Linked DNA regions of Homo sapiens: region 2 is linked to region 1. A link is an interaction called in ENCODE POLR2A ChIA-PET data of the cell type or tissue named here. Cell type or tissue: OCI-LY7. All regions are shown on one strand. Each heading gives the region's core, and the rest is flanking DNA. Links, peaks and the distances in the headings are about the cores only. Region 1 overlaps SMYD3 (SET and MYND domain containing 3). Region 2 has its middle 47 kb from the start of DRC8.

What was found. ChIA-PET counts read pairs that join two places held together with the same protein. Peaks named below come from ENCODE experiments on the same cell type or tissue, not always from the same donor. Only the 100,000 strongest peaks of a DNase experiment are listed, where the experiment ranks them.
Region 2: POLR2A ChIA-PET joins it to region 1 with 6 read pairs; 1 of 35 experiments calls an interaction of 5 or more read pairs at or near these places.

The regions. Positions count from the first base shown.
Region 1 is chr1:245,802,061-245,818,601 of GRCh38, forward strand. All of the region lies in intron 10 of SMYD3 (SET and MYND domain containing 3), which reads right to left. Among named protein-coding and RNA genes, the nearest start is that of SMYD3-AS1, 300 kb to the right of the region's middle. RefSeq lists enhancers at 5,193-5,352, 8,655-8,744, 14,158-14,773, 14,774-15,388. In OCI-LY7, for the core only: no CTCF peak of the experiment used is centred there; DNase peaks (open chromatin) are centred at 5,491, 6,081, 6,431, 9,141 and 3 weaker places; H3K4me3 peaks cover 5,133 bases; H3K27ac peaks cover 5,608 bases.
Region 2 is chr1:244,914,778-244,931,318 of GRCh38, forward strand. No RefSeq gene overlaps it. Among named protein-coding and RNA genes, the nearest start is that of DRC8, 47 kb to the right of the region's middle. RefSeq lists a silencer at 3,867-4,226. In OCI-LY7, for the core only: CTCF peaks have their summits at 3,922 and 4,123; DNase peaks (open chromatin) are centred at 4,144, 5,364, 6,394, 6,854 and 2 weaker places; H3K4me3 peaks cover 3,458 bases; H3K27ac peaks cover 4,300 bases.

The DNA.
Region 1 (16,541 bases), core at 4,433-12,432:
AGAGATTCCTGGTGGACTGACGTTAGGAATGCGTAAACAACATTGTCACCAATGTATTCCACTGAGTTCTATTTTATAATTACTTATTTAAAATAATTTGAGTTGCTCTCATAGTAAACCTGCATTTAAGCAACAAAATTACTGAATACCCACAGAATGGGGAGATTTGACTTGGTAGTGTTCCTGGCATGGAGTTCTAGAAGTTCTCAGTGGCCACAAGCTCAGCAGGAGACAACTGCTGTGAAGCCATTGAAGTCTTCACCTCAACTACACTAGTCCTAGGGCCAGAGAGCCAAACGCTGACCTCCCCCTCTCCCCAAGTCATAAGACAACTCTCTTTTTCCTTTACTACAAATTATGAAAATAGCTACTTGATATCAAGGTCACAACTAATTTCATTTTATTCAACTTAATCTCTTGAAAAATGATTGGTTTTTTAAAAAGATACATTTTGCATTGCATACCTCCCCAAAGCAGGAGTATTGCAGTACTAGAGATGGAATCAACCATGCTTCAGCTACCCCTGGTTAGTGGCTTCAGGCTATAGCCTAGGGCCTGGCTTTGGGCTCCAGAGCTTTCTGGATAATAAGGTGGCTCCAGTTTCCAATGTTCCCTCATGGTGCCTGTTGGTGGCCTAAAATTCTGTGATTTCTTTTAAAACAACAAAAGTCAAGCTATGAAGAGAGTGAGGAATGAATCTGCCAGGCCAGCATTGCTCTTCAAGATAATGGAATAATCGGAAGACAGAACCAGACTGGAAACCTTGGGCCTCGTCTTAAGCTCTTATCTTGGGCAAATCTCTTAAGTCATTGAGACTTGTTGAGGGGCTGCCATCAGATCACCTTTAAAGTCTTCTCTAGTTCTGAAATTCTATCAGCTGCCAACTGCCTTGGCACACAGGCAACATTGGCCTTTATGAATCTGTGGACACCACTTGCCTCTCAAAACTGCCAGAAATGAGTTAAAAAGCATGAATGTTCAAGACTCACAGGGCTGGCAGAGAAGCTCTACAGCTTCTAAAAATACTTCTTCTCTTTCTTCATTATCTGATTCACAGGACCTAATTTAATGGTGAAATTCCGGAATGGCGTGCCGAAACCTCTGACTGTGACATGAAAGATGGTCATCTTGCACCTGGGATTCAGTTATGAATGGCTTGCCGTATGTGCAAGCACTCTGTCATTTGCCTCCAGCTGTTTATTCGTCACACTGGGGCACAGGAGAGGTGCTAGGAGCAAACCAACAGCAAAATAAAAACATTAATTTATGCAAAGCTTTCTAGACACAACTGCTGTTGCTGAGAAACAATTACCACTACAAACCTGGTGTTTTAGGTTGAACCATATGAACTGGCCAATTTCACGTATGAACTGGCCAATTTCACAGGTCAACAATGGTGACTGTCAACAGTTTCATATGGTTAAATACACACAAAGCCCCCCAGTGGCTGGGGAAAGTGGTATTCTACAGGTTTTTCTCTGAGTGCAATGATGGTGGGAAGAAGATGGACGACAACTCAAATGCAAACCCCAGCCACGTGGAGGCTAAAAAGTTATTATGTAACAAAACGACATTATAGAAATGCCTTCTGGAACTACTAGAATTAGGTGGGAATTCTTAAGGAAAGGAAAATCATTATTTCTAGAGTTAACAAAAGCTGGAAGGAAAATGACAAACACACAAACCTATCAGCTTAAGAAAATTTCTAAAATTTGATGTGCCTGATTTTGAAGCCAACAGAAGAGGGAACAGAGAGATGCAGAGAAACAATGTCCTATTGGATCCTTTGAGCCCTGGATCCAACCAGGCTTGAGGCCAGATATCCCTGGACTTTCCAGTTACGTAAGTCAGTATTTTTTTTTTTTTTTTTTGAGACAGAGTCTCTCTCTGTCGCCCAGGCTGGAGTGGAGTGGCACAATCTCGGCTCACTGCAACCTCCGCCTCCCGGGTTCAAGGATTCTCCTGCCTCAGACTTCCAAGCAGCTGGGACCACAGGCGCCCACCACCACACTCGGGTAATTTTTGTATTTTTAGTAGAGACAGGGTTTCAACATATTGGCCAGGCTGGTCTTGAACTCCTGTCCTTGTGATCTGCCCATCTCGGCCTCCCAAAGTGTTGGGATTACAGGCGTGAGGCACCGCGCCCAGCTGAGTCAGTATCTTTCTTATTAAAGCACATACTCATGCATACACACACAATAGCACTCACTGCCGTGGTCTGGATGTTCTCCCAAATTAATGTGTTAAAACTTAATTCCCGGCCGGGCGCAGTGGCACTTTGGGAGGCCAAGGCAGGCGGATCACGAAGTCAGGAGATCCAGACCATCCTGGCTAATGTGGTGAAACCCCATCTCTACTAAAAATACGGGCGCCTGTAGTCCCAGCTACTCGGGAGGCTGAGGCAGGAGAATGGCATGGACCTGGGAGGCGGAGCTTGCATTGAGCTGAGATTGCACCACTGCACTCCAGCCTGGGTGACAAAGCGAGACTCCGTCTCAAAACAAAAACAAAAACAAAAAAACTTAATTCCCACTGTAGTGGTAGTAAGAGTGGGGCCTTTGGGAACTGATTAAGCCATGAGGGCTCTGCTCTTATAAATGAATTAGTACCTTATAAAAGAGCTAGAGGGAACTAACTTAGGCCCCTTTTTTGCCCTTTTGCATTCTGCCACGTGAGGACACAGAGTTCATCCCCTCTGGAGGCCACAGCAACAAGGAACCATCTTGAAGTTGGAGCGAGCAGCCCTCACCAGGCGCTGAACCTGCCAGTGCCTGGATCTTGGTGTCTCAGCCTCTCCAACTGTGCTGAGTAACTTTCTGTTGTTTATAAATTACCCAGTCTGTGGTATTTTGTTGTGGCAGCACAAAGATACCCACCACATACACAAAAGCTTATGATGCTGGACCAACCCATCTCAAAATGTTGAACTGAATCACAACAAGCAAGACCCATTTCATATCAAAACTTCAAAAAAGCTTTGGCTTCTAGTCTGATTCACAAGTACATGCGTTCAAGGCCCAAGCAGTTAAAACCCTGCACAGATAAATTGTAAGAGCCTGGGTAAAAGAAAATAGAATTTCCTGGTAAGTGAGAATGAAAAAAAAAAAAAAAGTTTACCACATGTGTAGATTTAACCAGTACGTTACTAATGCAGAGAAGGGAAGAATCAGGCTATTTCATAATCAAATGTTGATAATATAAGAGAGGGGCAAGTTTATTATGTCCTCATCAGAAGCAAGAAGCTGGATGTCAGGTATACTGTGAAAAATTGCACAAGCCAAGACCTAAGACTGGATTAAAATTATCAAATTGTTATTAGATGAAAGTTACTAGAATATTGTCAGATTATCCTAACCATAAGAGTAGCAGAACAGTACTCAATGTTTCTAATCAGTTTTGTCTATTTTCTGAGCTGGTTAAACATTTGCTGATGTGCAATTTGTAAAGTCACAGCCATCTGTTCATTTGTGTCTTAAGTCTTCCTGCATAAATTCTGCTCTTTTACCTGTTTTGGGGAAATAAAAGTTTATTTTAATTTACTGCCAAAATTTGTGGCACAGGAAAGGGATAGGTTGAAACCAAAAACTATTTTGCTTTTTTACCATCTATTAGTCATCCTTTGAAAAATCAATATTCAGTGCTCACCCCGTCTGTGGCTCCAGGCAATCAAAAGAAAATTGTGTACTGTCCCCATTCAGACTGATGATGCATTGTGCCATTATCCTGTGAGCTAATATGAGATTCAGTATCTGCTGTCTTACCTGACAAATAAGCCTTCAGAATCCAGGCTTGGGCACATTATTTGAAGAATCTGCAGCTTTAATATAATTTATATTCCCAAGTTCCTTCTACTGCTTCAGTATATGCAGCATATGACTTGAGATAGAAGGATAAAGAAACCAGAATGATTCTCTTCTTTCCTACCCCATCATCTGATCAATTCTGGACATTCCTTTCAACCCTGTGGCCATCTATTACAAGTTGAGTGCCTACTATGTGTCAGAGAATATGTTAGCTGCTGGGAAGACAGTTATGAAGAAGACGGGGTCTTTCCAGTTGTTCAACTTTTTTTGCTACTCATAAAGAGGATAAAAGAAAGAGAAAGAAGAGAAAGAATTCCAGTCTGTTAGGAAATATTATAAAATTACTCCAAAGTGGGGATGCAGAATTAAAATATACCAGAAGTAAAAAAGAGAAATGCTGATGTTCTATTTCATGATCAATAATAAAAACAGTAACAGCTTATATTTGTTGAATGCTTATTTTTTGCCATCCATATTGCTAGGATTTGTCTTACTTAATCCTTATCACAACGCTGTGAGGTAGGTACTGTAAATAAATCCATTTTAGAAATGGGAAAACTGAGGCTCAGGGAAGTTAAATTCCATGTCTACAATAAAATATCTCAAAGCAATGGAGTTGCCGCAGAAACCTACCTGCCTCCGATACCTGAACCCTTCCTTGCTATGCTATATTGCAGGAACTTGGCCCTAAACTGACACCTTGCCAACTTGGGATACGTGTTATTTCTAAAGATGAACTTTCAAAGTGGGTTAAAAGAGGGAGAAGGCCGGGCGCGGTGGCTCACGCCTGTAATCCCAGCACTTTGGGAGGCCGAGGCGGGTGGATCATGAGGTCAGGAGATGGAGACCATCCTGGCTAACAAGGTGAAACCCCGTCTCTACTAAAAATACAAAAAATTAGCCGGGCGCGGTGGCGGGCGCCTGTAGTCCCAGCTACTCGGGAGGCTGAGGCAGGAGAATGGCGTGAACCCGGGAGGCGGAGCTTGCAGTGAGCCGAGATCGCGCCACTGCAGTCCGCAATCCGGCCTGGGCGACAGAGCGAGACTCCGTCTCAAAAAAAAAAAAAAAAAAAAAAAAAAAAAGAGGGAGAAAAATGGTAAGACATATCTTCCTAACAGTTAGAAATGAACAGAGAAATGAGTCAGGATTGAGGACAGGGCTGAAGGTGTCTTCTGGGACCAGTCAAGAGTGGGGTGTGGTCAGGCTGCTGCTGCTCACTCCTCCTCCCACGCAGCACCCACAGGCTGCATGGTGCAACTGGGAGGCTTGCTGGAAAATGGCAAGTCCTGCTGCAGGCGGGCTACAGTGGGCAGCCCTCACCTCCACTCCTGGCCAAACTGACCAGGGCCACTCTCCTTACACAGAGACCATGCTGCTGACCAGGTCTCTCTGGGGCCATCAGCCTCAGGTCAGCAAAAGGTCTTACAAAAGTCAAGAAATTGCTTATGATTACAGCTCTGCAATGCAAACGCGTTTTTACCAACAAAGAAAAAAAAAAGGTTGGAGAGGAAGAAGAAGAGAGAAAAAGAAACATTTGGCCAAGGCCAGAAAGGGTCCACCGAAGTCAGCCTCCGAACTTCCGGTCCAATGTTGACACCTTGTTCACTGGTGACAACTCAGGACTGTACCCCAAATTACACAATGCTACTTGAGGGAAGCAGGCCTGGCAGCAGAGAGAGAATTACCGGCACACATTAGTGAGAGCAATCGCAGCCAACTCAAAACCGCACTCGAAAACGGCCTTGCATTCATGGACTGGTAGTTACTTCCTGGTTTCTAAGAAACCAAATAAAATTAAAACTCACCATTAATAACAAAACAACACTTTACAGTCCCCCCTTCCCTTTCAGAGACGCATCAAGTGACGGCACCTGATCAAAGCTGAATTATTAAAAGTCTATAGATTAATCCTGTAACTCTCAAGAGCCCAGAGTTTGTAATTTCCCAGGGAAAAAAAAAAAAAACAAAAAACAAAAAAACAGAAGCAATCTACACCGTGAAAAATTTAATTGCACTTTAATTACCAGTTAAGCTGAATAGCATGAGATATGGGTGCCTTTAATTTTTAATAGTCGTTATGATTCCAAGAGAATTTTAAAGGGAAATAATTTAATCTCTTGAGAGTATTCTCCTCTTCTGCCACTGCCAAAATCAAAATGAGGACAGAAAAAAATGTAAAGGGCGATTCAAATTCTTCCAGATCATAACCCAGGACGGCCCCCAGCAATAATAAACTGGCTGTTCCCAGGCAGCTGCACTGCACATTTTCATGATATGCTAATATAGAAATGGGTTTCCTGCAGTTGAGTTCTGGTACATTAAGCAGATAAACGCCCTTGGCTGGGGTGTTTCTTTTTTAAAATCAGATCTAAAGATGGCATACTTGTTTCTTTGTCTCTCAGAGCCTGGCACCAATATGGGCATGCATACCCCCACCTACGTAACACACATACACAAACCTGGGCACCCATATACACATACTCTTCCACATGCTGCCATGATGCCCCAAAACATCCTTTTGAAAGGAAAAAGGGAAGAGGGTAACACAATCACACAAGGCTCCAACAAAAATGGAAATCAGCAGGTCTGAGAATTCAAAAGGAAATAAGCGTAGCCTCCACTTTCACTTTATCTGAGAACCACCTGACTCAGGAAGGAGCTGGCCTCTTGAGAGCTGGTGCAGGAGGGAGCCGCCTGGACCGGGTGAGGCTGGCCACTTTCCCCTTTCTCAAGCACACACTGGCCTTCTCAACTTGCTGAGGCTCTTGAGGTTTGCCTGTTGTGCAGGTGTAGTTGTCTCCATTGAGGCTGCAGTGTGCCTCAGCCTCTTCTTGGGGATGCTGTCCCATCCCAGGACAGTGCTTTTTTTTGGAAATAAATTAGGTTGTGATTTCTTTTTTTTTTAGTTTTTATTTGTGAGACAGAGTCTCATTTTGTTGCCCAGGCTGGAGTGCAATGGCACGATCTCAGCTCATTGGAACCACTACCTCCTGGGTTCAAGCGATTCTCGTGCCTCAGCCTCCCGAACAGCTGAGATTACAGGCATGCACCACCACACCTGGCTAATGTTTGTATTTTTAGAAGAGATGGGGTTTCACCATGTTGGCCAGGCTGGTCTTGGACTCCTGACCTCCGCCCGCCTCGGCCTCCCAAAGTGCTGGGATTACAGGCGTGAGCCACTGCTCCTGGCCGGTTGTGATTTTAAGAAGTCAGACTGGGCTCAAAAGGCTTTTCATGAGGTCTCCAAATAACTCAGGGCTCTGTACTGCCTCTGGTTCCTGCTGCTCACTACTATCAAACACATAACAAGTATGGGCCTTGTTATTAGTGATCATTTGGTAAATCAATTACAATTTCATCTGTCAGGCAAATAAGAGAAGAAAAAACCTGCAGAACCATCTGCCACTTTTCTCTTCTCCAACTGTGCACCCATTTCCTTTCTCCAACCCTCTGTATGAAACCTGCACTGACAGACAGTGCTATGCCAGGCTTTCGGGGATTTGTCTGTGTCTCCCTCAGGGACCAATAGCACCCACCTCAGTTGGGACCCACAGAGAAAGCAGGAGAGGCGCTTTCTTCCCAAGCCCAGTGAGTTCAAAAGGAGGAAGGAGTAGAGTTCTAACTTTGTGAACCAAAGAAGTGCCCCTCCCTGAGAACCCTGCTGTTGTTCCTTTGTGTGGCAGCTGGTCATACAGACAAAAACACTCAGGTGAGAGAGAACAAGGAGTGCAACGTCAGGAAGGCATTGTTTAGATTCCCAAGTAAAGGCTGAAAGCTTGGCGTGGTTAGGAGGCAAGACGCAGAAAACATCCTAGTGCGGGCACAATTGTGCCTGACCAGGACAAAAAGGGGACAATGAAAAGAGGATCCTGGCCAGGCCAGCACAGAGGAGCTTCCCAGGGCCACACTGCTCAGGGACAATTCCCTAGTGAGACAGAACTGCAGACTGGTGGCAGAAGTTTCTCTGTATTATCCTTGACAACTTATTATTGTAAAGATTTGGAATTAGCTGTACTGAGTCTTCATCATAGATGACAGGTTCTCTCTCATTGTCATTTTCACAAAGTCCCAAGATAAAGAGACCCTCCAGGTAGCTGAAATGCAGGTACCCAATTTACCACTGGAGCCAAGATTTTGGTTTCAGAGGGGACAAACGAGGTAAGTAGTACTCATTGGGTACCATCCATTTCACCACCAGAAACCAATTTCACCAAGTTTAACAGTTCTTCCTGCTGCCTGGGCAGGAGGCGGCCTTGTCTCTTTCCGCAGTACTCTGGGAGTCTACCACAAGGCAGCAGAGCCTTCGAGTTAGAGCAGCTCTTTGGAACAAACATCACCTCTCTTGCTAGGTGAGGCCTCTCACCCAACAGGCTGGGAGAGGCTGTCACAGAACTCAGAACTAAGAGCCTACAACTCATTCTGCAGCTCAAGTATGAGACAGGCTCACTGTACAGCAATTTGTACTGGTGATCCCTCCCCTGGGGATGACCCCCATGACTCTGGCGCCCTGAGGCAGGGCACCTGTTTCAGAATCCCCCGCTAATCCTCCTTACTCCCTTCCCAGAACTCTAAGCATCCTTGTACAGATGGCATTGGTACTGGCAAGACTGTGGTCTGTGAGTAGTCAGGAAGCCAGTCGACAGCACCTACTCTGTTATTCACCCAAAGCCTCTGTCTCCACTGCAGCCACGGAGTTGAAGGCTGGTGGGGGCAGGGTTTGGGGAGTGATTCAAGAACTGATCATCCCTCTGACCTGCGCTATGGACCTGAGCAGCAGTTTCAGGTGTGAGGAGCGTGGAAAAGGGAAAGCCTCTTAGAGCTTATGTGTCTAGCCTGGGTAAGCCCCAGGACCAGCATCAGAATTCTGTAATTTGAATGAGAACTGAGCTGAGAACTGCAGAGAAAGACGCACTTTTCAAAGAATTCCCCAACAGCAAATTGAAATATGGGCACGATGCTGAAAAGAGATGAGGCTGCCAAAGCCACGTGGCCGAGCAGACGGAGGGAGTGCAGTCTCCACACTGAGGCTGACTGAAAACATAAATAACTAGGCAAGATTTTTCAGTAGCTAGTGAGGTTATCACATACTCTGGACAAAATCCCTAGTGCTCATTACACTTCTGATATGATTTTCTCACCTCTCTCCAGGCTCACTGATGCATCTTCCAATTCAACATGGCTTCTTGCCTCTGAAAGGAGAGCTAGTCCCTCCTGGAATTTGTAAGTGTGAAGGCTGTGTTTCAGCTGTCACGTCTGGTGTATCACTGATGCCTATTCCTGTGGCCTTTCCAGTTTCCCAGGGTGATGCAAATGAACACCGTGCAGCAGGTAAACAGAGCGCTGAAGTGCAAAGTACAGCTCTTATTTATAGATCAAACACCTGCCATCAATTTAAACAGTAGTTATCTCTAACTTGAAAGTTTAGCAAGATACTGAATGCCCCCTTGAAGCAAATAATTTTGAAGCAGTTCAGGTATACAGATGTGTTTCCAGCCTACTTAAGAATGCTATAATTATCATCAAAAAGACAGATTCCATTAACTATCTGTTATGCTTTCTGTATGTGTACTCCCAGACAGATTTGAAATGTTGAAAGTCTTGGGTTTCTTAGCACTATACTTTTAACATTATTTTTTTAAAGGACTGGGCTTAGGATCTTCTGAATTTGGAAAAACATCTGATGAGAGGTTTTTGGAACAGTTAATGATCTAATGTGGCCGTTCTTGTCATTTTGCCTTTACAACCACAGTTCCATTTCCACCCTCTCTCTACCAGACACATAAAAATTTCATATTTGGAAAAAGCTATCTTCCTAAACACAGATCAGTGAGGAGTGAACACATCTCTAATCACAAATGGCCAATAACCACTATTTCTTGAAAGTTAAAAATCAGGTGATGTGCTGTACAGGTGCTCTATGGATACTGTTCCATTAATCTTTTTGATGAATTCTTGAAAGGTTATCTTCATTTTACTGATGATATAAACTGAGGCTCTGAAAGGTTAAGCATGCTGCCTGAAATCACCCACCTAGTAAATGGAAGAATTTACATTTGAACATGGGTCTGTGTCCACTCCGAAGCCCGTTCTTCCTACTGCATACAACACACTAGCACAGAAGATGGTCCTCTTTCTTTGCTTAGATTGTTTCAAAATTGATTTTCCATTTTCAGGGATATGGAATGTCATTCTGGAAGTAGGTGATAATTATGTTCGGTGGCTTGAGATTGGCATGATCTCCGGGATACGAGTCTGCAGGCCACATCAGCCAGTCACGTGTGTGGGCAACTCACTTTACCTCGGTGGACCTTTTTCTCTCCCAGAAAACCATAAGGATGGATTGAAGGACTAAAGTCCAACAGTTAAAACTGTTCCTTTTAATTCTAAAATCCTCTGAGTGTATGAACTGCTTCACCTTTGCATAGAGGACAAGCTTGTGCTCAGGAGGGCCTGAATTATTTCAGTTCCCTGAATGTGCTGGCCCTCCTCATGCAGGAGCTGCCCCAGGGTTTGTAAACCTTCCCCTACTACCAGGCACCACCACTGCTATCTGATGGCCGCACAAAGGAATGAGTGAACACCGTCAGGAAGACATTGGTCCTGTGCTCTACGAGAGGGTGTGCCCAACCACCACTGTCCTCTCAGCATCCTCCATTGTGACCAACGTCACCAGGGCTGCCCGAGGAAACCCTAAGAGAGGGAGGGGTATTTTCCGTGAAAACACACCTGGATGCAGGTCTAGGAAACCAACCCCTGGTCAGAGTAGCCCAAGAGAGAACAGGCCCATGCCCAGTGCTTTGGTAAGAATGACAAATTCTTACTTCTAAACAACAGTTCCAAAAAAAAAAAAAAAGAGAAAGAGCGAGCGAGAGAGACAGAGAAACTCACTCAGTAGCAGGAACTGAGAAGAAAGGGGTCACTCACTCACTCAGAGTGGGCTGGGAGGGAAGGCTTCATCATTTATCAGGATATAGTCATGAATACCTCTTTTTCTTCTTTGGAAAAATACAGACTACTGTGGGTGAGTAAATCTCATCTAGTGGGCAAGCCGGAGTTTGATTTGAGCAAAGAATAGAGGGGTAGTTGGGGTGAGGAGGTGAGGAGGAGAGGAAGGCATGGAGCCATGGTCATGAGACAGCTTCTTTTTTTTTTTTTTTTTTTTTTTTTTTGAGACGGAGTCTCGCTCTGTTGCCCAGGCTGGAGTGCAGTGGCGCGATCTCAGCTCATTGTAACCTCCGCCTCCCAGGTTCAAGTGATTCTCCTGCCTCAGCCTCCCAAGTAGCTGGGACTACAGGCGCCCGCCACCACGCCCGGCTAATTTTTGTATTTTTAGGAGAGACGGCGTTTCACTATGTTGGCCAGCCTGGTCTCGAACTCCTGACTTTGGGATCCACCTGCCTGGGTCTCTCAAAGTGCTGGGATTACAGGCATGAGCCACCGCACCAGGCCTAGACAGCTTCTTTCATTTGAAAATGTTCTCTTAGATAAAATGTATAAGGGTCAACATGCAGCACACAAGCAAACCTCCTTCCCCCAGGTGCAAGCACAGCAGCTGGCCTGAAGATAAGAGTTAAATGAATCCAGCCCCCTGAAAGGAAGGTTGTCTATGCTACAGAATCAAATCAGGAAGAAAGGAAGCTATTCTCTCACCTAAGGGCATTGAGAAAGGTACATGAATAGTAATTATCTAAAAAGAGATAATCAACAAGGAGTCAGAAGGGCAAAACCCTGTCTAACTAATCTACTTCACCTTTACAGCAAGGCTGAAGACTAGGTGGGCAACAGCGCTGCATGTCAAAGGGTTTACTGTGATTTCACAAAGCTCCATAGAAAGCCTCCAAATGAAGACTGGCAGGCTGGGAAAGTCTCTGAAACCATGAAGAAAAGGGACTAGTGGAGGAGCTGCCCTCAAGAGAAAGGCAAGATGTTGAGTTTAGATGGCCTCAGAATATTAAGCACCTAACCTGCTCTGTCATTTAGGTTAATTCATGGAGCCCTATATATATATATATATATATATATATATATATATATATATATACAGATGAATCACTGGCATGAGATCAGCTAAAATATTCATTGTAGTTGCTTTTAGGTGATTGTAGATTTCTTCATTGTTTCACCTTTTCCGTATATTTTTAAATGACAGCAAAATTTTATAATAAAGTTTTTATAATAAATTTATTTTTATAATAAAGAAAAATAAACAGAAGGCAAATTGATATCCTCACATAATGTGGGAGCTACAAAAGGGATCCTAAGTCAAAGTTAGTGCCCTTCCTGTCTAGCCTGGGAGGAAAACGTGACTATTAAATTAATTACTGAATATGATGTGAACTGCAGTTCTGAGGACAAGGACCTGCATTTCTGGTCTACTCCTGTTTTGAAGGTAAACAATTTAATAATTTCAGTGTATAGCTACCTCCAATTATCCAAACCACTGTCTTCATAGGAATATAAGAAAATTAAGGTAGATACCTGAAGCAGCACCAGGAATCAGGACAGATAGAGCTCAGTTTTTTAAAAGAAGATTCTTTCCTGGTCTTCTTCAACTGGGGGCAAAAAAAAAATAAAAACGAAAAAATAAACAATAAAAATAAATAAATAAAATAAAAAGAATGCTACTGTTACACCACATACTTGTTTTAAAGTCTTGCCCTTCTAGTACTGACTACACGCGGCCCCAGGGACCTGTGAAATGGATGCTGCTGCAAGATTTTATTTAAACAACATCTTGATCTTCTGTGCCATGTGACTGGCATTGCGGAGAAGCTGCTCTTTCTAAAGGCTTCAAGGTCACTTAAGCTTGTGCCGGCTCTGCTAAGAGCTCCGATGAGGAATAAACTTTAAGATCTTCTACTAGACAGAATTTTGGAATTCCCAGCAGACCTGTTTCCCTTGGCTTCCAGATCCTCTCAAATGACCTTATCCCTTATCCCACCATGCACACACACACACGCACGCACACACGCACACACATGCACGCACACACACGCAAGCACACACACACGCACGCACACACGCATGCACACACACACACTCTATCTTCACTGAAGGCTCCCAAGACATCTTCCTCACAAAACACACAAAACAAAGACAGCTGTCCATTGGTGCTCAAAATAAATGAAGGGTAAACTAAGCCCACAGACACCATGAGGTGAGGTGATATCAGAAAGCCAGAGCAGGACAATGGTCTTGATCCATCCGCTAAATCTTTAGGTACAACCTCCAAGGAAAATGACTTTCAGTCAAGCCAGGCAACTATTGCTACCAACAATAAAACAGAAGATGCTTTTACACTCATGGCCCCAGCATTGTTTCTCACAACTAAAAGAGGCCAAACATCCCAACCAGAAAAAAACACAAACACACACAGGAAGCAACTGTTAACAAATGGAACGTGATAGTGGCAGAGCCCAGAAGAGCTGTTGGTTAACTCAACACGAAGGAGTCCTTGCCTCTCATTCAGGGGTGCACACAGACATGACCCTACCATGCTTTTCCTTCCATCCCAATCTCCATGGTCATCTAGTCCAAGCTGTACGCTCTAGTTTTTCTCAAAGTGGAGCTTATGGGTAACCTCCATCAGAATAGCTGGGGAGCTAATGACACATGGATCCCAGATCAACCAAGGGGATTTTAGAGACATGGGGCCTAGCCCCCAAGTGACTCTGATGCATATTAAGACTTGAGCATCACAGGTCAAGAAGTACACAGATCCCAGTTATCAACATAGCCAGATGGCTGGTGGTAGAAGCAACCCTGTCCCTGTAGCACCTCTCTGTGTCCTGCTCAAAAGCATTAAAACATCATTCTTAGATAAGAACAGAGACAAAGGATATGTCTTTAACACTTTACAGTCTATAAAGTTTTTCCACAGCCACTGTCTCACTGAATCAACCCCTAAGAGACAGAAATGAAAATCGCTGTTTTTACAAACTGAGAAATTACGGGCCTTTGAAGTGTTTCACAGCCTTCACAGCCTGCTGGTAAGAAGCAGAGATCAGGCCTTGGACCTGGGTCTTGTGATTCCAAAGCCCATGATCCTTCGGATTCATCAAAGCTCCACTCCAAGTGCCTACTGGGACTGCCTTGCAGCACTCACCTTCTGTAGGTGAGTAGGTAAGTTGCGGCATGCCATTCTTTCAAAAGAACAGTGCACCTCTGTGACCGAATATGGGCCACAGTATCTCAAGGATATTTTGGTCAAAGCCCTGGGGTGTGGGGCAGAAGATAATGTATTCAATGAAGCTTCTAGAGAAAAGCATAATAAATAAAGAAGCTCCTACCTGTCGCTAGCCTTCCTAAATATCCCAAGAAATCAAGAATTTTCTCCCAATGGATTACAGCTGAGCATCTACTCAGAAGAGAAAATCAAGTCCATTTCAGTTTAGACGGCAGCAGCAAACTCCCCACAGAGAGTACTCCCGGGGTGGCTAGGGGGTGGACAGTGCCATTACTGTATCAATCAGGCCAAGGAGTGGGGCTTGCACTACTGTTTGCTAGAATGGAGCTTGGCTCTAAAACAGGATTCTCAGACACATTTCAGAATAGGACGACTGGAACAATGCAATACTCATCTAAGCAACTGCAAAAGCCAGCTACAACCCAACTCAAGGTGCCATCTATTATGAGAGGTCCCCTTCATCTATGTAAAAAAAAAAAAAAAAAAAAAAGAGGAGCCAAGATGGCCGAATAGGAACAGCTCCAGTCTACAGCTCCCAGCGTGAGTGACATAGAAGACGGTGATTTCTGCATTTCCATCTGAGGTACCGGGTTCATCTCACTAGGGAGTGCCAGACAGTGGGCACAGGTCAGTGGGTGCGCGCACCGTGCGCGAGCCGAAGCAGGGTAAGGCAATGCCTCACTCGGGAAGCGCCAGGGGTCAGGGAGTTCCCTTTCCTAGTCAAAGAAAGGGGTGACGGACGCACCTGGAAAATCGGGTCACTCCCACCCGAATATTGCGCTTTTCGGACCGGCCTAAAAAACGGCGCACCACGAGATTATATCCCGCATCTGGCTCGGAGGGTCCTACCCGACGGAGTCTCGCTGATTGCCAGCACAGCAGTCTGAGATCAAACTGCAAGGCGGCAGCGAGGCTGGGGGAGGGGCGCCCGCCATTGCCCAGGCTTGCTTAGGTAAACAAAGCAGCCGGGAAGCTCGAACTGGGTGGAGCCCACCACAGCTCAAGGAGGCCTGCCTGCCTCTGTAGGCTCCACCTCTGGGGGCAGGGCACAGACAAACAAAAACACAGCAGTAACCTCTGCAGACTTAAGTGTCCCTGTCTGACAGCTTTGAAGAGAGCAGTGGTTCTCCCAGCACGCAGCTGGAGATCTGAGAACGGGCAGACTGCCTCCTCAAGTGGGTCCCTGACCCCTGACCCCCGAGCAGCCTAACTGGGAGGCACCCCCCAGCAGGGGCACACTGACACCTCACATGGCAGGGTATTCCAACAGCCCTGCAGCTGAGGGTCCTGCCTGTTAGAAGGAAAACTAACAAACAGAAAGCACATCCACACCAAAAACCCATCTGTACATCACCATCATCAAAGACCAAAAGTAGATAAAACCACAAAGATGGGGAAAAAACAGAACAGAAAAACTGGAAACTCTAAAAAGCAGAGCACCTCTCCTCCTCCAAAGGAACGCAGTTCCTCACCAGCAACGGAACAAAGCTGGACGGAGAATGACTTTGATGACCTGAGAGAAGAAGGCTTCAGACGATCAAATTACTCTGAGCTATGGGAGGACATTCAAACCAAAGGCAAAGAAGTTGAAAACTTTGAAAAAAATTTAGAAGAATGTATAACTAGAATAACCAATACAGAGAAGTGCTTAAAGGAGCTGATGGAGCTGAAAACCAAGGCTCGAGAACTATGTGAAGAATGCAGAAGCCTCAGGAGCCGATGTGATCAACTGGAAGAAAGGGTATCAGTGATGGAAGATGAAATGAATGAAATGAAGTGAGAAGGGAAGTTTAGAGAAAAAAGAATAAAAAGAAATGAGCAACGCCTCCAAGAAATATGGGACTATGTGAAAAGACCAAATCTACGTCTGATTGGTGTACCTGAAAGTGATGGGGAGAATGGAAACAAGTTGGAAAGCACTCTGCAGGATATTATCCAGGAGAACTTCCCCAATCTAGCAAGGCAGGCCAACATTCAGATTCAGGAAATACAGAGAACGCCACAAAGATACTCCTCGAGAAGAGCAACTCCAAGACACATAATTGTCAGATTCACCAAAGTTGAAATGAAGGAAAAAATGTTAAGGGCAGCCAGAGAGAAAGATCGGGTTACCCTCAAAGGGAAGCCCATCAGACTAACAGCGGATCTCTCAGCAGAAACCCTACAAGCCAGAAGAGAGTGGGGAGCAATATTCAACATTCTTAAAAAGAATTTTCAACCCAGAATTTCATATCCAGCCAAACTAAGCTTCATAAGTGAAGGAGAAATAAAATACTTTACAGACAAGCAAATGCTGAGAGATTTTGTCACCACCAGGCCTGCCCTAAAAGAGCTCCTGAAGGAAGCGCTAAACATCGAAAGGAACAACCGGTACCAGCCACTGCAAAATCATGCCAAAATGTAAAGACCATTGAGACTAGGAAGAAACTGCATCAACTAACGAGCAAAATAACCAGCTAACATCATAATGACAGGATCAAATTCACACATAACAATATTAACTTTAAACGTAAATGGACTAAATGCTCCAATTAAAAGACACAGACTGGCAA
Region 2 (16,541 bases), core at 2,846-10,845, 890 kb before region 1:
GACAGAGCAAGTCTCAAAAAAAATTTTTTTTAAAGAGAGAGAAGAGTATATTTGAACTTACCATCAGAGAGGCAAAGCTAAATTCATCATGAGATAGTGATTAAACTGGTTGTGAACATAATAAAACAGCTCAGCCACGCTCATGCACCACTGTTTGTCTAGGCTTAGTTCTGACTGCTTCTAGGAATTCCCTTCAATCACTGGGTTTTCCAGCTGAGCCATACAGCCTCCAATGAAGGAAAAGAAAGGAGGCCAAGTCACTGGGACTCTTTTTTTTCAACTTTAACCAGAGCAGCTCCACTTACATCTGTTACGGTGTTTTAGGGTTCTGAGCAATATTTTTAAGAATAAAAGTTTGAAAATTATCGACTGACACTCTTTAAATTGTTTAGATTAGATTTCGTAAGATTGCACCCCTGTCTTACTATCAAGTTTGATCCTTTATGTTGGTACACATGATTAAAACTCAAGAAGTTCATGGCCGGGTGCGGTGACTCACACCTGTAATCCCAGAACTTTGGGAGGCCGAAGTGGGTAGATCACTCAAGGCCAGGAGTTCAAGACCAGCCTGACCAATAGCCTTTAGTAGAGACCAACCCTGTCTCCACTAAAAAATTCAAAAATTAGCTGGGCGTGGTGGTGCGCACCTGTAGTCCCAGGTACTCGGGAGGCTGAGGCACGAGAATCGCTTGAACCTGGGAAGCAGAGGTTGCAGTGAGCCATGGGCGAGCCACTGCACTCCAGCCTGGGCAACAGAGTGAGACTCCATCTCAAAAGCAAAACAAAACAAAACCTCAAAAAAAATTGATTTGAGCAAATTTGACAAAATCTGTTTTACATTTTTCTTTTCTTATACATCTCTCTCAAAAGATGAAATATCTTCTATATCATAATTTTGCATATAATATGTAATGCTTCTGTGAATTTGAGGGCATTCTATGACTATTATTATTATTATTATTTGGAAATTCTCTAATACTGTGTTTTAAAAGTTTTGGAAAGGGAGAAAAACTCCAGATGAAATACTGAAGGGGTAATTGATGTAGTTCTGTCCCAGTGAAGGGAGCTTATGTTCCCCCCTTCACTGGGACAGAACCTGCATCAATGACTAGGGCAGCAGCTGGAGCTTCTGACGCTCACGCTCCGGTCACCTGTTTGTTTTGGTGCTCGTCCTCTCACCACGCTGGGCTCCAGTTCCTTCTTGGATAAACTGAACCAGTTGGAGCATGAGATTTCCAAGATTCTTCCCAGCTCTACAAGTTGATAACTTCTTTGTACGTCAAAGAATCCCACATAGACTTAGATTACGGCAGGCTCTCTCTCATAACCAAGAAAAAATTCTGGCCAATTTTCAGACATGGAATAATGCTCCGTATCAGTATACATTAAGATTAATTTATTCTAAGATTAATTAATTCAGCATAATAAGTATCTGCTTATGTGTAATTAAAAGGAAATTATTTTAAGGGAACCTGAGCTAATCATCGTGTTTGTTTTTTGAATATCAGCATGATAAATTAACTTATTGTGTTCCATTAAGATAACCAGTTCATTGCGGGCAAGGATGGCATATGAAATCAAGCCCAGTATCTCATTTCTCCACTTTAGGTTTTAGTTTCTCCTTATATTTATTTTTTAAGACAAGTTTTTATTTTACAGGTAGGATTTCCTCTCCTCCCACAGTCTCTGCAGAGCTGAAATTTTCAAAGCTTTCTTTTTTCTTTTTAGTTGTGCTCCATGATTTCTCACCAGTGCCCACTTCTTATAACAAAAAAAATGAACTAAGTTGAAATAGGAGCCTCTTGTCTATTTAGCAAATACTCTCTGTGCACAGCCTATAGTCCTAGCAGTGTTAGAACACTGGAAGGGAATGGGGTGGCCATGACCTTGAGAAGCTCAGGCCTTCTCAATGCCCTGGAAAAAGTGGAAGCCATATTCAGTATATTGATGTCATGATAAGGATGATACTTAACAAATAATACTTTTTATCTTTTCAACAAAAAATCCTTAGCAACAATTGCTTATGAAATACACATTTGAAACTTTAACAATCACGGTATTGGTTTGAAGCAGAGCCTTAGTAATGTCCCTTAGTGGTTGTCGAAACCAACTGAAAAACAAGATAATTAGTGAATTGAAGTAATTAATAATATTTTGTGATAAGCACCACTAACAAAGAAGTAAAGACAAGTACATGAAATGACAGCTGCCGTACATAAGAATCACATTTCCCTTCCCCTCCTAAAGAATCCTAGTAGGATATCTTATAAAAAGAGAGCTTCTGGGGTAAGGTGACTTAGAGGGAGAAAAAAACATGCAGATATAACCTACAAAAGGCATCCCAGTCTATTCTTTGCTTAGAGACTGCAGCATAGACACTGTTCCCATGAGGCAGGGTCCCACAGGGTTAAAAACCTATCTAAAACAATTCTGCAGAGGCAGCCTCTGACATTGCGTTGAAAGGGTCCACGCACTCTGTGAGCTCATATTTATGACATACATAGGGTTCTCTTTGCTGGGCAGTTCTTTCCCTTGTGTTGAAGAGACACGTGATAGTTGACCCTCACCTCACGGCTCCCTCACTTGTGAATTAAAGTCAGACACTGCCGTAAGGTTCTTCTGGTTCCTGCTTTGTGGAGAAAGCTTTCAGCAGCAATATCTGGGATCACTGGTGTATTAAATGTCAGGCCTCGCATCATTATTCTGCCCTGAGCTGATGGTAAACCGGGCACCCAGCCTTTTAGCTTTCATCCAGCACGAGGGAACTTGCCTTCAGATGTGACACGTACAAGTCAAAAAAGCTCAGAGTCAGCTCCAACGTCTATTGGATCCCACTCTATCGCCTTTAAAAAGGAAAAGAAAATCGAATTCACAGAACCGAGGCTAAATACGACCGTTAAGAACGGACTGCATTCACCATATTTCCATGAGAGTGGCAAAGAGAACAAAGATAAATGCCAGGCTACATCTTGGATCCTTTGCCAGCTTGTGGAAGAACTTAGCAGAAAAAGATGTGAACTCTACTGTTTAGGAATAAAATAACTTTTAAAAATAAATTATTGAAAAGTGTTATTTGGCTGTTTCTTTTATGCATTCAAAAGCAAAATAGTAAGAATCCAGTGGACTTTGAAATCTTCCTATATGTTAAAAAATAGGCCGGGCGCGGTGGCTCACGCTGTAATCCCAGCACTTTGGGAGGCCGAGGCGGGCGGATCACGAGGTCAGGAGATCGAGACCATCCTGGCTAACACGGTGAAACCCCGTCTCTACTAAAAATACAAAAAATTAGCAGGGCGTGGTGGTGGGTGCCTGCAGTCCCAGCTACTCGGGAGGCTGAGGCAGGAGAATGGCGTGAACCCGGGAGGCGGAGCTTGCAGTGAGCCGAGATTGCGCCCCTGCACTCCAGCCTGGGCGACAGAGCGAGACCCTGTCTCAAAAAAAAAAAAAAAAAAAAAAAAAAAAAAAAAATAATAATAATAATAATAATAATAATAATTAGAGTCCACCTAAGGTAAGAATCTAGGACTCATTTTTGTATTGAAATTTCATTCCTTGTAATTCATATTTTTTCATGTGATCCCTGAAATAAATTAAAAAAGAAAAAAAAAGGTACCAGTGCTCGTAAGTAGAAAGTGGAGAACTAAACGACTCCAAAATGTGCAATATGTTGGGCACTGGTGGCCAGCTGGTAAAAATCTTATGAGAGTTGCGGGTTTTCGAAATATATGTAATTTAGTTATCTGTCAAAATGAGATCCGCATCTACATGGCTTTACCCAGGAATGCAGAATTTGAGACTGGAGCGTAGGGAGGGAGAAGCCTATGGGTCTTGGGTTTTCCGGAATTGGATTATAAATACGAACAGGTTTAAAGAAATAATGAGGCCGGCAGCGTGTGCGAGGAGCCCCGCGCTTCCTGGGCACCACGCGGCGGGACCCGGGGAGGCAGGCGGGGACCCGGGGAGGCAGGCGGGGACCCGGGGAGGCAGGCGGGGACCCGGGCAGGCAGGCGGGGACCCGGGGAGGCAGGCGGGGACCCGGGCAGGCAGGCGGGGACCCGGGGAGGCAGGCGGGGACAGGCACCAGCCCACTTGACAACTGCGCGCACCGGCGCAGCCGGCAGCTCGGGGGCGCGCACACCCACACCGCGCCACGTGCGCGCGGGGGCTGCGGAGACTACCCGAGCCGCGTGGGCGCGTCAGAGCCACCTCCGCTCTCTCTCACGTCGCCAGGGATTCTTGACGGATGATTCCGCTGTCAGATGCCAGCTTGCCTCTGTCACACCGTTTTCCTGAACGCAGTAGCCATGTATTTGAAAGCCGTGTCATGTGTGAAACGAGTTTACCTTGTAGATTAGGATAAACAAAGATTCTCCGTGCTCATCCAAAAGTCCAAAGCCCCCTCCGCTCTGCAATTTCCACTTGTTATATGCAGAACTATTCTCACCTCGGGAATGTGATGGTTTTATAACTGTGGGGGCCCAAATGTACTGACTAGGACTGTTTTCCCGCACTCACCATGAGGAGGTGTTCAGTTGGACATGTGCCTAAGGATTTTTGTTGGCTTTTTATTTAGTATTTGCTCATTTTGGAAAAAAAAGTACAAACTACCTTCGAGCTGGGAGCTACACAGAGAGGCTTGCTCAGATTCAGATTTGTTTTGGTATGTCTGTTTCATAGGCTGCAGACTTCCTACTGTGTCACATCCAGTGCGCATCATACCTGCTGGGGTGTCTCTCAGGGATGTTAAGATTGATCAGTGGGCTCGGATCCTGTCAACCCGATATGTCCATTATAAAGTTCTCCTTCAGCTCTTCACCTGTGGTTTCAGCAGCCATTGATAATCATTGCTTAGATACTTCATTTCATTAGAGGTTGCAAAATGGCAATATTTTAATTTATCATTTCTTTCATGTATCAGCAGGATCTTTTCCCATCAATTATTTGGCTACCCTAAATACAGTTCATACAGGAAGGGCAAAATAAATACTTGATCCTTACTCTTTATTTTTGGAATAAAGAGTTGTTTCCTTAGCACTCTCCAAAGGTGACCAATCCATCTATTTTTGGAGCATTACTCTCAACCGGTGGATGTTACCATACTTGATGTGTCTTAATATGCTACAGTATTTATTTACTTATTTATTTGATGGCCCAAATACCCCACTTTCAGCCAGGGCTCCTGTAGCCTTCTGACACAACCATAGAAGTCTTTGACGTATTATGAAAGACTATGTAATATTCCAGGGGTCAGAGGAAGATATTAAATGACATCATGGGGAAGCAAAATCAGCAAAATTTAGAAAGTGAGAAACTCTACAGCACGCATCATTCAGTTTCTTCAACAATAGATTGCAAGGGGGTAGAGAAGGAGGGCGTGAAACTCCTCTAGGGTCAGAAGAGACCAAGAAACTTCAGACAAAAGCAACATCCGGACTTTGTTTGGATACTGGTATTTTTTTGTTTTTTTTTTTAGATTGTAAAAAAAAGAGTTAAGGAGATGGATGATGGTAATGGTTGCACATTATGAATGGATTTAATACCACTGTTTACTTAAAAATGAATAAGATGGTAAATTTTATGTTATGTGTATTTTACCATGATAAAAATAATAAATTAAAAAATAATAATTTGGCTGGGCACAGTGATTCATGCCTGTAATCCCAGCATTTGGGGAGGCTGGGGCAGAAGGATTGCTTGAGGGCCAGGAGTTCAGGACCAGCCTGGGTAACATAGTGAGACCCTGTCTCTACAAATAATTAAAAAATTAGCCAGGCGTGGTGGCACATGCCTGTGGTACCACCTTTTTGGGAGGCTGAGATGGGGGGATTGCTTGAGCCTGGGCGATTGAGGCTGCAGTGAGCCAGGATCACACCACTGCACTCTGAATGACAGAGCAAGACCCTATCTCAAAAAAAAAAAAAAAAGCAAAAGTAAAATAAAATAATTTATGAGAAAATCAAGGAAATTTGAATGCTGGCTGGCTTTTTGATGATATGCAGGAATTACTATAAAAATGCGTAGGAGTGGCAATATGATTGTGGTTATGTTAAAAAATATTCTTTCGATTTTAAAGACGCATAGTGAAATAGTATAGATGAAATTGTATCTCGAATTTGTTTCAAAATAACCTAGTGGCAGTAAGGAGAGAAAGTAATTGTGGTATGATGGATAATCATTGAAGCTGGGAGATGGGTACCTGGGGGTTCACTGTGTTCATCTGTCTGGTTTTATATATGTTTGGAAATTGCATAATAAAAAGTCTAAAATTTATTTTAAAGTACAGATTACCCTAGAAGGAAGCCGAAGAGGAACTGATAGTGGTAGAACTACACAAACTCCATAAATAAAGTCTTGCCTAATTCAGACATGTGCTACCACCTGCCAGCTGCAGTGGTGGAGTAAGAGGAAAAGCCCAGTGACTAAGCAAGGAGAGTAACTGTCTTATATTATCGAGGGATGCTCCGGGCCTGTGCTAGGTGCTTTGTATGCTTTTAACTCATTTAATCCTTACAATAGTCTTATGAGATAGATACTATTATGTTAGTATAATATCCACACTACAAATGGAAAAACTGAAGTTCAGAGAAGCCACTCTCTTCATAAACAGCAAAGATAGGCTTCAATCCATGTGGTCTGGCTTTGGAGCCAGTCTACTGATAAGAGCAACATAAGTAGCTCTTAATAGATGCCAGCCCTGTTTTAAGTGTTTTGTGTCTATTAATTCATTTAATACTCACAATAACCCTATGAGGAAGATACTCTCATAGGACCCATTTTACAGATGAGAAAGTTGAGATACAGGCAGGTGAAGTGACTGTGTAAGATCACACAGCTGGCACACGGCAGAGCCAGATGTTAAGCTGGGAGTTTGGGCTCCACCCCACCCTGCTGCCCCTCACATTATTAACCACTGGGCTACAGTGACAGCTAGCTATGCAGGCTCTTTCCTTCCTTAATAAACATTTATTGAGCACCTGCAAGAGGCAGTCTCTGTTAGAGGCGCTGGGATATGGTGATGAACAAGACACATTTTGCTTTACCTTCCGGTGACATACAGTCTCCCAGTCCCTGAATCTCTTAGGAGCTAATTTAGGAGATGAAGGGGTTAAACTCAGAAGCTCAGGCTACCGTGTTGGCACTTTCTTGTTTTAAGCTGAATTGGCCAGAGGGTGATGCATGCCTGTAATCCCAGCTACTCAGGAGGGAGGATCACGCAGGAGTTCCAGGCCAGCCTGGGCAACAGGGCGAGACTCTGTCTCAAAAAAAAAAAAAAAAAAAAAAAGTTGAATTGGAAAGAGCATTGGATCAGCAGCCCAAGAAGGGCGCTTCTGAACTTGAAAATGTCAGAGGTAAGGCTGTGAAGGAAGTTGCCTGTGGATCCTACTGCTCTACCCACTGGGTCCAGTAGGTCCCTTTCCGCTAGACACCATTCTCATTTCTTTCCTAGAATCCTCTCTCTCTTCTGCTGGGTTCTGTTCAACCCCAACTTCTTCTCTGCTTCGGAGCTCAATGAGCTCCTCTTCTCTGAAATCTCAATGCCCTTGTTGGTTGCACTAATCAATTCAATACTTAATTATATACAAAGCTTGATTGTTATCCAATAATTTTACTACGTATGTCTTGCCTCCTCACTTAAACTGTACATATTTACAAGACAGAGACTAGGTCTTATACTTCATTGATATTCTCCCAGCAAGCCCCAAGCCATGGAGTAGGTGCTCACTACATATTATTTAAATGAATAAGTCATATTTTCAATAATATTGTGTATGTTAGATGACAATACATAGAATGATCAAGAGCACAGACTCTCTCTCTTCATAGTTGTGTGCCACCAGGCAAGTTATTAACATCCTTTATGCCTTAGTTTTCTTATCTGTAAAGGAGGGATAATAGTTTCTAATCCACGCACATGGAATTCTTAGCCTGGCGCCCAACGAATGTTCAATATATGCTATCAGTCAATATTTTTATTATTACTACAACTGCCTAGTAAAGTAAGATTAGATTGACTAACCAGAGCATTTCTCCTACATGTGACGTCAAATTAAATCAGAAGTTTGCTTGATGAGCATGATTTGGTGAGCATGATTTGGTGAGCATGATTTGGTGAGCATGATTTGGTTGGCTGTGGAGGCCGTGGACTGTAGCGGAGCAAGAATGGGCATTAAAATCTCACCTCTGACTCTGGCTGTGAGACCTTGGCTTTCGTGAGCTTCAGTTTGTTCATTTGCAAACTGCAAATAGTAACAGATATATCCCATTGAGCTATCGTGCGGGCCAGATTTAATGAATGTAAAGCACCTAGCCTGACACAAAATGGAACTTTGATAAACCATTCTCTAAATATCATCAAGCCCATAGCGTCCCTCCCTACAGAGACCGTGTCTGCTTAGTAGATGAGACATTTGTGGTTGTTCATTGACTCCTTTTTTTCTAGAAAGTTCTAGTCCTCTAGAGACTCATTGTAATACCTTTGTCCCTCTGAATTCTTGGTATTTAACTATACCTCCTCCTGTTATATGCACCCAGGGTAATATGCCTCTGGCACATGGTAGGCACTTAATGAATTTATGTGGAATAATTCAGCAACTTACTTTTATAGATACATACAGACTATCCCTCTTCTATGAACTCATTCTTTCTCAGTGTATCAAACTACCAATCTGCTGAGCTCATTCACAACATTTTGGTGCTTCTTAATGTTCTCAGAGAATAACTTTCACTCTAGTGCTGGCTTCTTCCATCCACTGGTAGGGGTTTGGATCAGATAAAAGGGAGAACATCCCAGGCTGGGTGCATAATGTTTGGAAAGGGTTAAGGAAGGCCAAGTGAATAGTTCTTGACTGAAACTAAGAGTACGAGATGGGAGAAAAAATCAGAGATAAGATTATATAGGGAGGGTGGAGACAGATTGTAGAGAAACTTTAAGGTCAGGCTGAAGAATTTGACTTGATACATCAGGCAGCTGGAAAAGTCAGGGGATAGTTTACACAAGTTATAGTAATTTTTAAATTTAATTTGTGTACATGAGGTTAAAGAATTGAAGTTAGGACATGGGAGTCATTACATTTATAATGAAAAAACGCATTTCCTGTCCCACCTTCCCAACCCACTGCCCAGAGGCAACCATGATCAACTCAACCTATTGATTATTTGAATGTAATTGTTTATTTCTTTCTTTCTTTCTTTCTTTTTTTTTTGAGATGAAGTCTTGCTCTGTCGCCCAGGTTGGAGTGGCAGTGGTGCAATCTCAGCTCACTGGAACCTCCGCCTCCCGGGGGTCCAGCGATTCTCCTGCCTCAGGCTCCCGGGTAGCTGGAATTACAGGCACATGCCACCATGCCTGGCTAATTGTTTTTTGTATTTTTAGTACAGACAGAGTTTCACCATGTTGACCAGGCTGGTCTCAAACTCCTGACCTCAGGTAATCCGCCCGCCTCGGCCTCCCGGAGTACTAGGATTACAGGTGTGAACCACATGCCTGGCCGAATGTATTTGTTTCTTTTTGAGAAGGGTAATTCCCAACTCTTGCTCCATTACCTTCCCATCATTTTTCCAGTGTAGTCATATCCTTGTTTTTGTTAAATAAATAGCATTTCCATCTTTATATAGTTCACAGCTAATTACATTTTTCTTGTACACTCTTTTTGGTTCTCCTAATGTTTGTTAACTTTTACTTTTTAATGATTTTTAATTTAAAGTTTTAAATGTGTTTTTCCTGGTTAATAATTGTCTTGCTTTAAATCATTTAAAAATTTTTTTCAGAGACAAGGTCTTGCTTTGTTGCCCAGGCTGGAGCGCAGTGGTACCGTCATAGCTCCCTGGAGCCTCAAACTCCTGGGCTCAAGGGACTCTCCTGCCTCAGCCTCCAAAGCAGCTAGAACTATAGATATGCACCACCACACCCAGCCAGTTTTTCTGTTTTTTTGGAGATGAGGTCTCGCTACGTTGCCAAGGCTAGTCTCAAACTCCCAGCCTCACTTTTTTATTTACTTCATTTTTTGTGTACTTACTACTAAATCAACCCTAAATGTTCCAATAAAGATGTAAACTGATCAAATACATGAAATAACCCATTAGTTTTATTCTTTTCTTGAATACTTTCTTACCAGAACCTTCTCTGCCTATTTTAACCAGGACTGACTGCTCTCTGAGCTCACCACACACCTGGGATTTTTCTTCACCAACAACTTGGAAATTTTCTTGAACTCCTTGCTGTGTGGGATTTCCTGTTTCTTGGATCTCATGTACTCATCTTTCTTGATTTGCCATGTGTGCGTTGTGGTGGGGAGGGGTGTACATCTGCCCGTAACTTGCTGAGAAAAAGCATGGGACAAATAAAATTTTTGCTGTGCAAGAGCACGGTAGAAAATGTTTTTATTTTACTTTCTTCTACAGGCTGGGATTATGATTTTAGTTTGAAAAGCACATTTCCTCTGAATTTTGAAGGCATCTCTCAATTTCTTCTGTTGAGAAAACGAATGCTGATTTTATGTTGACATAGAGCAATATGGCGTTATTCCAATTCCTGATCTTTTATGTGTGACCTGTTTTATCTTTCTAGAAAGTTTTAGAATCTTCTCTGTAAAATGAGGATAATATGAGTACCTACCTCACTGGATTAGTACCTTAATTGTGAGGATTAAACCAATTAATATATCAAAAGCCTTTAGAATGGTCTCTGACCCATGGTTAATTTTAAATGTGCTTGTTATCAGCACATTTAAATTAATCCATGGTTAATTTTAAATGTGCTCATTTTAGTAGAATTTTGGGAGAGGTGATATAAAGACTTATGTTCAACTTGTCATATGTAACAGGGATTGCAGAAGTTAACATTTTTAAGTTTTCCTCATAGCATTTTTGTGGAGGTTATTTTCTTCCAAGACTGAAAAAATAACCAAAAGATGAAATGACTTAAGGAACTATTATTCAGGGATATTGATCAGGGCAGTGACCCAGCTAATTATAATAAGTTGGTAAACACGTTAGGATATATAGAAAGAAAGCAGGATGTTACTGTCTGCTGAGGCTTAATGCTAACATTAAATCATGTTCCCCAAATATAGTGGGTTCATTTCTACAGTATACCTGTTCATAATGATTCATCTCTGTGTCCTCAGCACGTAGGCCACTATTTGATTCCTGGTAGGCAGTAGATACAAAGCACTTGGCAATGTCTCTGACAGGAAGTAAGCAGTACCTATTAGCTCTTTATATATGTAACACACATCATCTACTTAGAAACTTTGTTTTAGTTCTCTTTCAAGTGACCTTTCTCGTGACCTTAGAGAAAGAATTTGTATGCAATTGCTAATTTCCCCATATATATTCGCATTCATTATTTTCATTTGATCCTCAAAGTGTCCAAAGAATTAAACTGAGTTTTGAAGATGGCTCTAGTGCTTACTAGCTGTGAACAAGTTACCTAATTTCTTCTTATTTTTCTCAAGACATTGGGGATCACCTCATGTGAGGATTAAATTAGATCATCTATGTCAAGCACTCAATGCATATATTAGCTATTGCTAGTGAGGTAAAGTATTATTATTATTATTATTATTTAGACAGAGTCTCACTCTGTCTCCCAGGCTGGAGTGCAGTGGTGTGATCTTGGCTCACTGCAACCTCCGCCTCCAGGTTCAAGTGATTCTCCTGTCTCAGCCTGTGGAGTAGCTGGGATTACGGGCATGCACCACCACACCCAGCTACCTTTTGTATTTTTAGTTGAGACAGGGTTTCGCCATGTTGGCCAGGCTGGTCTCAAACTCCTGGCCTCAAGTGACACCCCCGCCTTGGCCTCCCAAAGTGCTGGGATTACAGATGTGAGCCACCACACCCAGCCTAGCTAAAGCATTATTATTTTACTTATTTATTTTGAGACGGAGTCTCGCTCTGTCACCCAGGCTGGAGTGCAGTGGTGTGATCTTGGTTCACTACAGCCTCCACCTCCTGGGTTCAAGCAATTCTCTGCCTCAGCCTCTCAAGTAGCTGGGACTACAGGGGCCTGCCACCACACCCAGCTAATTTTTTTGTATTTTTAGTGGAGACAGGGTTTCACCATCTTGGCCAGGCTGGTCTTGAGCTCCTGACCTCAGGTGATCCACCCGCCTTGGCCTCCCAAAGTGCTGGGATTACAGGCGTGAGCCACCGCACCCAGCCAAGCTAAAGCATTATTAACCCTCCTTGGTGATTAGACTCATCAGAACACAGAAATTAAATGACTTGTTCACATAGTTGTGCGAGTGGCTGATCTTGGCTTAAAGATTGGCACTGAATGATTCACAGTGCAAATGTTAGAGGAGTTTAATTTATGTTCTTGCTCACTGCCGTATCCCAGCACCTAAAATAGTATCTGGTAAATAACAGGCACTCATATATGTGATTAATAAATTAACATGTACAAAAAGTTTTAATCCTGGAAATGGCTTCATAGATCATTTAATGAAATGAACCAGTTTTTCAAATTGGTAAACTGAGGCCCAGATGCTTTGCTTTTAGGTGCACCGTAGGCACGTTTTGTGTTTGTTTGTTTTGTTTCTTTGCATCTTCACAGTGCTTTTTTTTGAGACGGATCTCCCACTGCCGCTGAGGCTGGAGTGTAGTGGTACAATCTCTGCTCACTGCAACCTCCACTTCCCGGGTTCAAGCAATTGCCTAGGATTACAGGCACCTGCCACCACGCTCAGCTAATTTTTTGCATTTTTAGTAGAGACAGGGTTTCACTATGTTGGCCAGGGTGGTCTCAAACTCCTGACCTTGTGATCTGCCTGCCTCGGCCTCCCAAAGTGCTGGGATTACAAGTGTCAGCCACCGCACCTGGCCCACAGTGCTTTTTAAACCACTGAAGTAATTGTCAAATTAGGTTTGGCCACATATGAATAGAAAAGCCAAATTAGTGGCTTATATAAGATGGAGGTTTATTCCTCTCCCATGTAAAAGACAAACCAAAGATAGGCAATTCAAGATGGTGGCTCCAGAGTCAGCCAGAACCTAGGCAGCCATCTTTCTGCTCCACCATTCTTGCCATATGGCTTTCACTCTCAGTACTGTCTTATGATACAAGGAGGCTGCCAGGGTTCCAGCCATCTGCATTCATTCTATCAGGAAGGAGAAAGACGGAGAGAGCAAAAGGGGACATTTCCCAGCTGAGGTGGCTGCCTTTAATTTCCCCATTTATCTTATTATCCACCCATGGTGCAAGAGAGACTGGGAAATGTATTATTTTATCCAGGAAGCTTGCTGCCCAGATTCAAAGCAGTGTTCTAAGGAAAAGGGGGAATGGCTATTGGGTAGGCCGTCTCTGTCAGAGTTGTCAACATTTTGCAAATCAGAAATTTCCAAATAGAAATCTGGATTTTTTTTAGCTTTTCTTGAAGAATCAGAAGATGGAGCTGAGGTTTGGGGCCAGAGAGAAGGAAACAAGGAGCTGGATTTTGAAGGGAGGGCTGGATGAAATGGAGAAGGCCCATGAAACAGACTGGCGAGGGAGAAGGGAGCTGATGTTCTAGGACTTGAGAAGTGATTTAGGAATTTGCATCCCTCGTTTGGTAGAAGTAGTGCTTTGAAGGCTGAGTACAGGGGCTTACAACTGTAATTCCAGCACGTTGGGAAGCCAAGGTGGGAGGATTGCTCGAGCCTAGGAGTTCGAGACCAGCCTGAGCACCACAGCAAGATCCCATCCCTACAAAAAATTTAAAAAGATTAGTGGGGTGTGGTGGTGCATACCTGTGGTCCCAGCTACTCAGGAGGCTGAGGTGAGAGGATCGCTTGAGCCCAGGAGGTGGAGGTTGCAGTGAGCCATGATTGTACCACTGCACTCCAGCCTGGACAACAAAGTGAGACCCCATCCCAAAAAACTAAAATAGTGTTTTGAGAGGATTAAACTAGTAGAGAGTATGTATAACAAGAGAAGGCACAAAGAATAGTTAGGGAACTATTAAAGAGCTCCAAGCATGAGTGAGGAGGGTCCAGACCAGCAATGTCAATAGAAATATAGTATGAGCCATGTATGTCATTCAAAAAATTTTAGTAGCCACATTTTAAAAAGGAAAACAGATGAAATTAATTTTAATAATATATTTTATTTACCCAATATAGCTGAAATATCATTTCAACATGTAATCAATATAAAAAGTCATCAATGAGATGTGTTACATTCTTTGTTTTTTTTTGTTTTAGTTTTTGTTTTGAGACAGGTTCTCACTCTGTCACCCAGGCTGGAGTGCAGTGGCACAATCTCGGCTCACTGCAACCTTCACCTCCTGGGCTCAAGGGACCCTCCCACCTCAGCTGCCTGAGTAGCTGGGATTACACAGGCATGCATCACCATGCCCAGCTAAATTTTTTTTGATATTTTTAGTAGAGATGGGGTTTCAACATGTTGGCCAGGCTGGTCTCGAACTCCTGACCTTTAGTGATCCTCCCACCTCGGCCTCCCAAAGTGCTGGGATTATAGGCATGAGCCACTGCGCCTGGCCTGATCTGTATTTAGAGTGCATAAAATTTATAGTTGAAAAAGTAGATTCACATAACCAAGTTATTCTTCACAAACTAAAAAATTTTCCAACAACTAAATCAAGTGTATGCATTTTTACATTTAAGTTAAAATGAAATTAAAAATTCAGTTCTTCAGTCATACTGACCATGTTTCAAGCACTCAATAGCCACATGTGGCCAGTGACTTCCATATTGGATAGCACGTTCCAGACAGGGAAAGAAGACAGAAATAAAGGGCCCAGTCTGAGATGTGGCTCATAAAGGATGCTCCTCAGATGGAACACTTCTGACGAAACCTGTATTATCATTGTCTTCCAAAAGCATGGAAATTCTCGCATTTCCCACATCCCTTAGATTTGCCAGATCCTTTTACACGCCTGTGCCTTTGCCTGAAATGCTTTTCCCCTTCTTTTTGCACCTGGAAAATGTCAACTTACCTTTCCAGTCTCCATTTAAATATCATCTCTGTGAAATCCACCCCAGGTCCATCAGGACAGGCTAGTTGCCCCTAACACTGTGTTCCTATTTCATGTCTCATAGATCCGTCATGTCCTTGAGGTCGAGGACTATGTCTTGATTGTCTCTGAGTCCTTGGTACATGGCATGCAGACTTATAAGAATCGTTATTGAATGAAGAAGACCTTCCGTTTAACCACACCTGGCTAATTTTTGTATTTTCAGTAGAGATGGGGTTTCACCATGTTGGCCAGGCTGGTCTCAAACTCCTAACCTCAAGTGATGCACCTGCCTCAGCCTCCCAAAATACTGGGATTACAGGCTTGTGCCATTGCGCCCAGCCTCAACACGCTTAATTGAAGATGTCATTGATTGTAAGGTGAACCATTGTTTTGTGCATCATTAAGGAAAAAACCTGTCAGTAATAATTGTGAGACCCAGCACAATGGCTCACGCCTGTAATCCCAGCACTGTGAGTGGCTGAGACAGGCAGAACGCTTGAGCCCAAGAGTTTGAGACCAGCCTGGGCAACATGGCGAAACCTCATCTCTACTAAAAATACAAAAAAAGCCAAAAAATACAAAAGCCAGCTGATAGCTTCGCTATCAGCACTTTAGTCAGCTACATTTTAAAAGGATATGCTTGGCCTCCTTAATTCAATTTTTGCTTTATTAACTTGAATATCATTGGACATGGCCCTCTAAATAGCAGACTTCGAGGCTGGCTTCTAACTTTAAGCTCCATACATAAAATTTCCGTGGTGCAGCCTTATGTAAAACATTCATCTTCTTTAGGTTCGATATCAGTGCATACTGCTGCCCTGCGTCACACATTTGAAATTAATGTGTGTGTCTTTTTGACTGTTGTCTTTTATGAGGATAGACACCAGCATACAGCAGTACTTGAATGACAACCACAAGGATTTTTCAAAATATAGGAGGTATTCATTCCAGGGTAGCTTACCTGAGCGAGGTGCTGCAAAACAGACTGACAGCCCGAACAGACGCACCTTCACTCCTCAGGTAACAAGGAACACATTCCACTAGATATTCTTAACTTGGGCACAATCAACTTCAGGGGGATGGGGCAACTGATCTCCAGTGTAGCTGAATCCACCTTGGTTACATGCTCTAGATGGGAAGAAAGGAAAGGAGGCTTAGATGATCTCAAGTGGTAGAAAGGTATTTGGCAACATCAATTAAAAGGTTAAGTGCAGATTCCCTTTGGCCCTCCAAATTCCACTTTTAGGAAGCTACTGTGTGGAATATTTGCATAAAGACATAAATTTATGAAGAAAAGAATGATCCTTGTTTTTTTTTGTTTTTGAGACGGAGTCTCGCTCTTGTCGCCCCCGCTGTAGTGCAATGGGAAGACCTTGGCTCACTGCAACCTCTGCCTCCCAGGTTCAAGCGATTCTCCTGTCTTGGCCTCCTGAGTAGCTGGGAATTACAGGCATGCAGCTCCATGCCCAGCTAATTTTTGTATTTTTAGTAGAGACGGGGTTTCACCATTTTGGACAGGCTGATCTCGAACTCCTGACTTCATGATCCACCCACCTCGGCCTCCCAAAGTGCTGGGATTAC